Linked DNA regions of Mus musculus: regions 2 and 3 are each linked to region 1. A link is a loop called in an ENCODE intact Hi-C map of the cell type or tissue named here. Cell type or tissue: heart. All regions are shown on one strand.

Region 1 (2,500 bases):
CTCCACTTACTTTATTACCAATAGTGCTTATCATATAACTTACAATTTTTATTATTTGTGTTTCCTCCGAGCTCAAGAACAAACATTTCCTCCCTCCAGGATTTCTTTTGGGGGAGGACCTATTTTGTTCATTTATGACTCTAAGCAAGCTAGTAGAGCTAATGTGGCAGGTCCTTCATAACTGTTTGTCAAACAACTGAACGAATGGGTTTTCTAAGAAACCAAGAGGCGGAAGGACCTAGAAGGAGCCTCTAATACAGCGTGCACCTGCTTCCATAACTCTTACCCTCTTAAGGGTGAGGCAGATGTCAGTGACCCGTTAGCTTCCCACCTGTTGTAAGAAGTGTGAGCCAAGTTAGAATCTCAGAGTCATCTGGACGAAAAGCTGCAGAAAATACTCCTTGATATTGTACTGTGACGGGCATAGATTGTTTTCCATTTAGTTCACAACTGTGGTTTAAATACCTACACATAATCATCTTGCACTTATTGTTGTCTTTGAAATAGCTTAAGCCTACCTTTTAGGTTTTTGTAGTTGGATCCTTCCAAGCCTGGCACCGACATTTGAAACAAGCCTTTAAGTGGAGACTAAGCTCCGCTTGGCTAAGTCCCAGGTGCTTTAGTGAAAGATTGTCACACACATTTCTTGAGGTCTTTAATCGGTGGGCTGTGGTGGTAAGACACGCCGGAAGAAAGCTGAATCCGAGAAAGGGGCCAGTGTGGACAAAGCTGAGGTAGACCGTCAGTCCAAGAAAGAGAACAGCACTGAAGAAAAAGACGTTCGTCGGTACAGAGGAAACTCTTACCTTTCTACTTGAGCGCGCAAGAAGTGAGCCTAGCTGCGCCTGCGCGAATGGCCCAGGACGGCCTAGGGGGAGTGGCTGGGCTTCGGCTGGCGTCACGTGGTGCGCCGTCCATCCGCCCCGCCCGGTCCTCCGCGGCCGCCCCGCCCCACCCCGCCCCTTTCCCGCCGGGACGCTGGGAGCCGCCCCAAAGTAAGCTAAGCCTCCCGGGTAAGTGTCCGCGAGGGGCGCGCGTCGCCTCGACCCGGACGGGCCCAGGAGGGGCGCGGGCAACCTGTGTTGTGGGGCTGAGGGGACAAGATGGCGGCGGAAACCCTTCCACCTCCTCCCTCACCTGGGCGTGTGACCGGGGGAGGGGAGCCGCGAGGTGGACTGAGGAGGCCGGGCCAGGGTGGGGAGGGTCGAGCTGGCCCCGGGGCAGTGAGGGTCGTGGGACTGGGACAGACCTCAGGCCGGGCCGGGGTTAGGGTCGGGGCAGAAGACTGTCTCTAGGGGGTAGCCGAGCCTACTGGAATGTCCCTACTGCACGAGTGAGGGGTCCTCAGAAGCTGCTGCTTGCCTGCATTTGGCAGTTAATCACTTTCAGCATCTTTCCCTCCAGGGCTTTACCACACTTTCCATGAACCTAGATTCAGGCATTAGCTATCTCAGGGAAGCATGGAGGTAAAAAAAAAAAAAAAAAAAAAAAAAATTTTTTTTCTTCCCATTTTACAAATGTTTACTTGAGGCCTCAGGTGCAAACCGAAGGCCTCTCTCACCTGAGAGCCTCCTACCTCAGCGTCCTTGCCTCTGTACTTTATTAGCACTCCCCTCTGCTCAGATTTGCAGTCCTGCACACAGAAGCAGGTTAGAGTCAGTAACTGACTCCAGAGAGTTTGGGGCTTGTTAGAAAGCAGCCAGAAAATTGCTCCCCAAGCAGCACCTGCTGCTGTCCCAAAGGCTCCCTCTAAGGAGGTCTCACTACCCCATGGGCTGCCTCCTGCTGCTGGTGGACTGTATTTCTCACGTGTGTCGCGTTATTGTCTGTGGAATAGCAATTTGCTACAATCATCTTCCTGAACAGAAAATAATTCCCGGCTGCAATTTACAGATTTATTTCATCCACATCACATGGGAGAAGAGTGAGATAGATGCTGTGGACGTTTATAAATGGGAAACTTGAGGCTCAAAGAGATGATTGCTTAGCCTGATCACTTGCTGGTAATGTGGCAGATTTCTGATTTAAGATAGAAAAATAAGCACAGCACTAACCCACCCTGTCCTATGTAGGTGCTTTGAATTGGTAAATTTTTTTTCCTGTTAAGCATGACTTTCTGCAAGATGCTTGCAGATTGATTTACAACAAATACACCAAAATGACTTGAGAATGTCCATTGACATCCAAATATCTTTAGTACAAGAGCCATTTTAAAATGTCATGTGGGAAATTATGTTGGTGGGAAAAAGTGTGATGTGGCTTTTTTCCTTTGGTTTCCATCATTTGGATACGATCCATGTCATAAAACTAGCAGAAATAATGTTTCTACAAGGAACTGCTTCTCGTTCGTCATAACCCTTAAGCAAATGCCCCATCCTTCCTCTTTCTTCATTCCCTTGAGCTGCATTTGTAAAATTCTCTCCTGTTAGTCTGTTTAGGCTGCTATAACAAAATTATCTTAAACTAGAAAATGTATAAAAATAGTGATTGGTTTCTCACA
Region 2 (2,500 bases), 400 kb after region 1:
GTGTCCCCCCCAGCCCAAGGGGGCCGAACCCCGGGTCCCGCCGGCTCACCTGACGTAGTCCCGCTTGCAGTAGGTTTTCCCGTCTCTCACGAAGCACGTGCACGTCTCGTCCAGGTACTGGCTGCACTCCGCGCACTTGAGGCAGGCGGCGTGCCACTCGAGGTCGGGCGACACGCGAAGGATAAACTGGTCGTGGATCTGACTCCCGCAGCCCACGCACATGGCCGTCCCGGGCTTCTCTAGCAGGGAAGGGCGCAGGGCCCGCGTCAGGCCCGGTACAGGACCCGGCCGGCCTTGGCCGCTGCAGCAGCCCCAACCCAACCCGCCCTCCCTTGCTTGATCTCCCGCTCTAAAAGTGAGACCACTTTCGAATGATCCAGAAAGTAGGAAACGAAAACAACACAATCTCCTGATATTTCCATTATCACCGTCTTTGAACGCGGACGTAGTATCGGTTCAGCTAGAGACAGAGCTAACGGGAGGCAGACGACAGCACGGTGACACTGGGGAGCTACGGACGCCTCCGTGTCCACACTGTCAGCCAAGCCCGGATTTCCGCCCGCTCCCGCTCACAGCGACTCCCTATTTCAACGCAGACACCGCAGCATTCAGCCCTGTCCCCTCTTAGCTTCTTCGACAGTTCTTAGTTTAAACACCTCAGATCAAGCTACTGAAACCTCTCTACCTTCCTAAGGCAGAGAAGAAACCCATTTCTCTAAATCAAACCTAATTGTCCTAGCAGAAAAGAAAAAGAATTTCACAGCCTGAGGTCATTCCAGCCAACTTGGGAAATAATGTCTAATTGCAAAATAAAATAGTAGGATTCCAACGAATAAACAGTGTTATGGGCGAAATGCACTGCTTGTTTGTTTGTTTTTTTTTATTCTCCCAAGTATTTTGTCAAATAAAAGCCACTTGTAGAATCCGCTAAACATTCTTCTGCATTGGAAATGTTGCATATCAAGCACACATACACACCCACACACAGAGAAAGACTTACTCTTGGAATGATCCCCCATAGCACCCAGAAAAGGATAATGAAAAATAATATCCACCATGCAGAGAGAGATGTGAGCAAAGCTTGCGGCCGGGGACAGAAGGACCAGGGTCGAGCGCCCAGCCTCTGCTCTTTGCTAACTAACTCCTGCCCCGCGGAGTTGAAGGAGCGATTCCGCACCGGCCCGCACGCAGCATGACGTCAGCACGCACTCGCCCGGGGCCCGAGCTGGAGGCGGGACCTGTAGCGTCACCCAGCTCTCCCACCGCCCTGGGGCTTGCTCGGGAGATGATGGGGACCCGGAGGGTGGGCTGGGGTAGACACGGAGGCGCAGGGAGATTGGCTGGGAGGAAGTGGGAAAGCTCTGATTGGTTCGGAGTGAACAATGGAGCGCAGCCCCCTCCCCCGAAACCTTCCTAGATCCTCTCTGCAGCCCCGGGTCCCGCAATCCCTTGGAAGCCGCATCTCCACCCCGCGGGCTCTGCCGCAGCGCCGCGCTTTCTTCGGACTTGTAGGGCGTTTGCCTAGCAAGGCAATAGTCTTCTGGGAATAGATGAGAGTCGTCTCCCCCTTAAAAGTGTTTTTCTTTTATAATTTTTAAATTAAAAATTCCTCCTGGGGACGACAGACCTTGAGGGAGAAAAGAGGATTCGCTGTTTCGGGACCATCACTGGTCCAGCCGGCCACCTTTCTCCCTGGTGGGCCTGAGCCTTTGTTCGGCGGGGTCCAAGTTAGGGAGAACGGGTAGGAAATGAGCACCTGGGTTTGGATAAACTCTATGCGGACTTTCCCACCCGCGCCGCCTGTAGAAAACTCGATGTTGCAGGTGGGTAAGCCAAAAGGAATCCAGAGACTTAGAGCCACAGTCCTCCCACCCACCCTGGCCTAGGCACTTTTCCTCCCTCCTACTTTTTGCTCTTTTGGTTAAATTGATGCTGACTCCCACCCTCTCCTTTCTCCTCTCAGCTGCATAGAGCCTAAAAACAGTGCTGTGATGTGTCACTCATACAGTAAAAGATTTTTACGAACTCTCTGATTTTGGGTTACACAAACCAATTACAACACAACTAATCAGAAACAAATGTGGGACACGGGGTAATTTACCGTCTTCCCGGTGGCTTTTTAATCCTAGAAAAATCTGCGATTTCTAAGACTCGGGATTTTTTTAAACAAAAATCGTTGTGAATTTTGTTTCAAAGGGTTGAAAGACAAATCGATGAGGTACAAACAGTGTTTATCCAACGGTGGTCTGTTGGTCCCTCACTCCCATTCTGAAAGGACACCAAAAACTTGATACCTCTCTAAGTGGGGCGCGGGTGGGCTTCTGGGATAAAGTATCTCGACCAAAAGCTATGTCCGGACTTGGATCCCGCAGGCCTCGCTGCCCGAGATCTATCTAATTCAGGCGCGGCGGTCCAACTGCTAAGAGCCGAAGCTGCTGGGCTGGGAAATGGTTGCAGTCAAGAGCGTCGGCACAGGTTCTGCAGAAAGTCGGGGTTAGAA
Region 3 (2,500 bases), 100 kb before region 1:
AGTAACATTTACATACCATCAAAGCACTGATTTTACTTGTAGCCCACCTTCCAGGCATAAGAACTATTTTCCATATCACAGTTACTTTTAGCTTGTTAGAACACCAGCAATCTACTAGAATTCAATAGACAACAGTTTTTTTTTTTTAAATGTACATTAATTTCCTACAAAGGGCTTTCTCCATTGTTGGTGGTGCAAGTCAGTCCTTACTTTCAGTAAGAAAGCCATCAGAGTCCGAGTCAATTTTCTTTATGATCGACTGCAATCGTCTTTGCTGCTCTTCGTGGCCAAGTTTAACATACTCATCGACGTCTTCCTTTTGGGAGGGAAACCACACACAGGAGAATCAAGCATTACAATCAGTGGGGCGTGATGGTGGAAGGAAACAGAGCTACCACATGCCTCATTTGCCCCAGTGGTTTCAGGATGACCCACACTTCTCTTCAATACGCCCCCACTACCACTCTAAGTAATCCTGTCCCTGGATCCAGGAATAGAAAGAATCTTGTTCTGGAACTGCAACAGTACCACCAGCTTTACAGGCCTCAGGGTCTCCTAGAGCGAAAGCTGAGCCCCGCCCGGACCCCATTGTCAGGCCGCTCTTGCTAAGGCCTCTCTCTCTGGTCGTCCCGCTTTGTCACAGGACAAAGCCCATGGCGATGCGGTACCCAGCCTGGTATCCTCACCTGGACACCCAGCAGCGCTTCGCGGTCGTAGTCCGCCCGGTGCTCGCCCTGCGGGTAGTGCAGTTCCTCCGCCTTGCTGGCGCCAGCCACCGCGGCGTACAGCAGCAGCGGCAGCAGCAGTCCTAGCGCCGCGGGCCTTGGGCCCAGCCGCATCGCGCCCGCTCGGCGAGGACGCAGAAAGCCGCGAGGAGGGAGGCAGGCGGAGCCGGGGCTTGGCAGCCTTGCTTCACGGGCAGCCACAGAGGGGCGGCGCTGCATGTGGGGGGCGGGGGTCGTCAGTGGCGGCGGTGGCCGGGGCTCCACACCCCAGCCTGAAGTCTGTCGACTACTGCGTTGCTGAGGCCCGCCAGGCCCTGCCTTATATGGCCGCGGGGGCGGAGGCGGGTCCAGAGCGCTATACCTGTTGCTGATTGGGTCGTGCTACCCTGGGGGCGGGACCTTGCTATTGCCTCCTACTAGAATCTGCAGGCGAGCCAGCTGCTGGGGCCACGGGACCCCTGCGGGCCCCTTCACCTTTGCCGCCGTACCCTTGAGAAGATAGCCCCAATTCCACAGCACTTTGCCTTTTCCTTTCAGTCTCATTCATGGCGGGAAGTTCTTTGGCCATTCTGTGAGTCTGTCCTGGCTTCCATCAGTGGGAGAGAGAGCCTGGAGATTTTGGTGCAAAACAGCACAGTATTATATCTCAAAGAAATCAGAACAGACCAGCAGTATCCATTTCCCAGGCTTCAGTGTGCCTTAGTTAATTTCTCCACAGCAGGAAATACAGTATCAGGAATTGCAGCCAAATGTTTGCATCTGATGTTCAATTCATATGACCTGGTTAAAGTATTGGGCCCTTAACCTCTTTGAGCTTTTATAAAATAGGCAACATTTTTTTCTTTTCTGTTTTTTTTTAAAGGAGACATTTAAATAGTTGTAAAACACGAATTAAATAATGTAATTTCATCCATGGGGGTGTGGGAAAGGATAGTTGTATAGAAAAATAGAAAAGGACTTTTTTTTTTTTTTTTTTGAGGGAGGATGTTGTCTTTCACATCTCATAACTATTGGATTGAGAGCAGGAATCCTGTTCCAAACTGAAAACTGTGTGGGTATGATTACAAAAATTTCTTGGGCCAGACTGGAATTTTTTTTATTAGATATTTTCTTCATTTACATTTCAAATGCTATCCCAAAAGTCCCCTATACCCTCCTCCCCCCGCCGCTACCCTACCCACTCACTCCCACTTCTTGGCCCTGACTTTCCCCTGTACTGGGGCATATAAAGTTTGCTAGACCAAGGGGCCTCTCTTCCCAATGATGGCCAACTAGGCCATCTTCTGCTACATATGCAGCTAGAGACACAAGCTCTGGGGGGTACTGGTTACTTCATATTGTTGTTCCACCTATAGAGTTGCAGACCCCTTCAGCTCCTTGGGTACTTTCTCTAGCTCCTACATTGGGGGCCCTGTGGTCCATCCTATAGATGACTGTGAGCATCCACTTCTGTATTTGCCAGGCACTGGCAAAGCCCCACAGGAGACAGCTATATCAGGGTCCTTTCAGCAAAATCCCTCTGGCATATGCAATAGTGTCTGCGTTTGGTGGCTGATTATGGGATGGATCCCCGGGTGGGGCAGTCTCTGGATGGTCCATCCTTTCATCTTAGCCCCAAACTTTGTCTCTGCAACTTCTTCCATGGATATTTTATTCCTTATTCTAGGGAGAAATGAAGTATCCACGAGTTGGTCTTCCTTCTTGATTTTCTTGTGTTTTGGAAGTTGTATCTTGGGTATTCTAGGTTTCTGGGATAACATCCACTTATCAGTGAG

Evidence for each region. Hi-C counts contacts between places; a loop is a spot of excess contacts. Peaks named below come from ENCODE experiments on the same cell type or tissue, not always from the same donor. Only the 100,000 strongest peaks of a DNase experiment are listed, where the experiment ranks them.
Region 2: a loop joins it to region 1, with 3 times the contacts of the local background. A loop is called at or near these places in 3 of 42 quality-filtered maps.
Region 3: it touches region 1 in a loop (3-fold over the local background); 8 of 42 quality-filtered maps call a loop at or near these places.

The regions. Positions count from the first base shown.
Region 1 is chr9:55,936,583-55,939,082 of GRCm38, reverse strand. Scaper (S phase cyclin A-associated protein in the ER) reads left to right here and starts at 964. Exons shown (of 33, transcript NM_001357652.1): 1 at 964-1,013. In heart, CTCF peaks have their summits at 829 and 1,044; a DNase peak (open chromatin) is centred at 992; H3K4me3 peaks cover 1,827 bases; H3K27ac peaks cover 1,775 bases.
Region 2 is chr9:55,539,839-55,542,338 of GRCm38, reverse strand. It overlaps Isl2 (insulin related protein 2 (islet 2)), which reads right to left and starts at 1,190. Exons shown (of 6, transcript NM_027397.3): 1 at 1,001-1,190; 2 at 50-239. The coding sequence starts at 1,058. In heart, no CTCF peak of the experiment used is centred here; a DNase peak (open chromatin) is centred at 1,238; H3K4me3 peaks cover 2,500 bases; H3K27ac peaks cover 898 bases; H3K27me3 peaks cover 1,026 bases.
Region 3 is chr9:56,040,391-56,042,890 of GRCm38, reverse strand. It overlaps Rcn2 (reticulocalbin 2), which reads right to left and starts at 1,046. Exons shown (of 7, transcript NM_011992.2): 1 at 687-1,046; 2 at 211-316. The coding sequence starts at 839. In heart, a CTCF peak has its summit at 1,087; a DNase peak (open chromatin) is centred at 1,050; H3K4me3 peaks cover 1,499 bases; H3K27ac peaks cover 1,530 bases.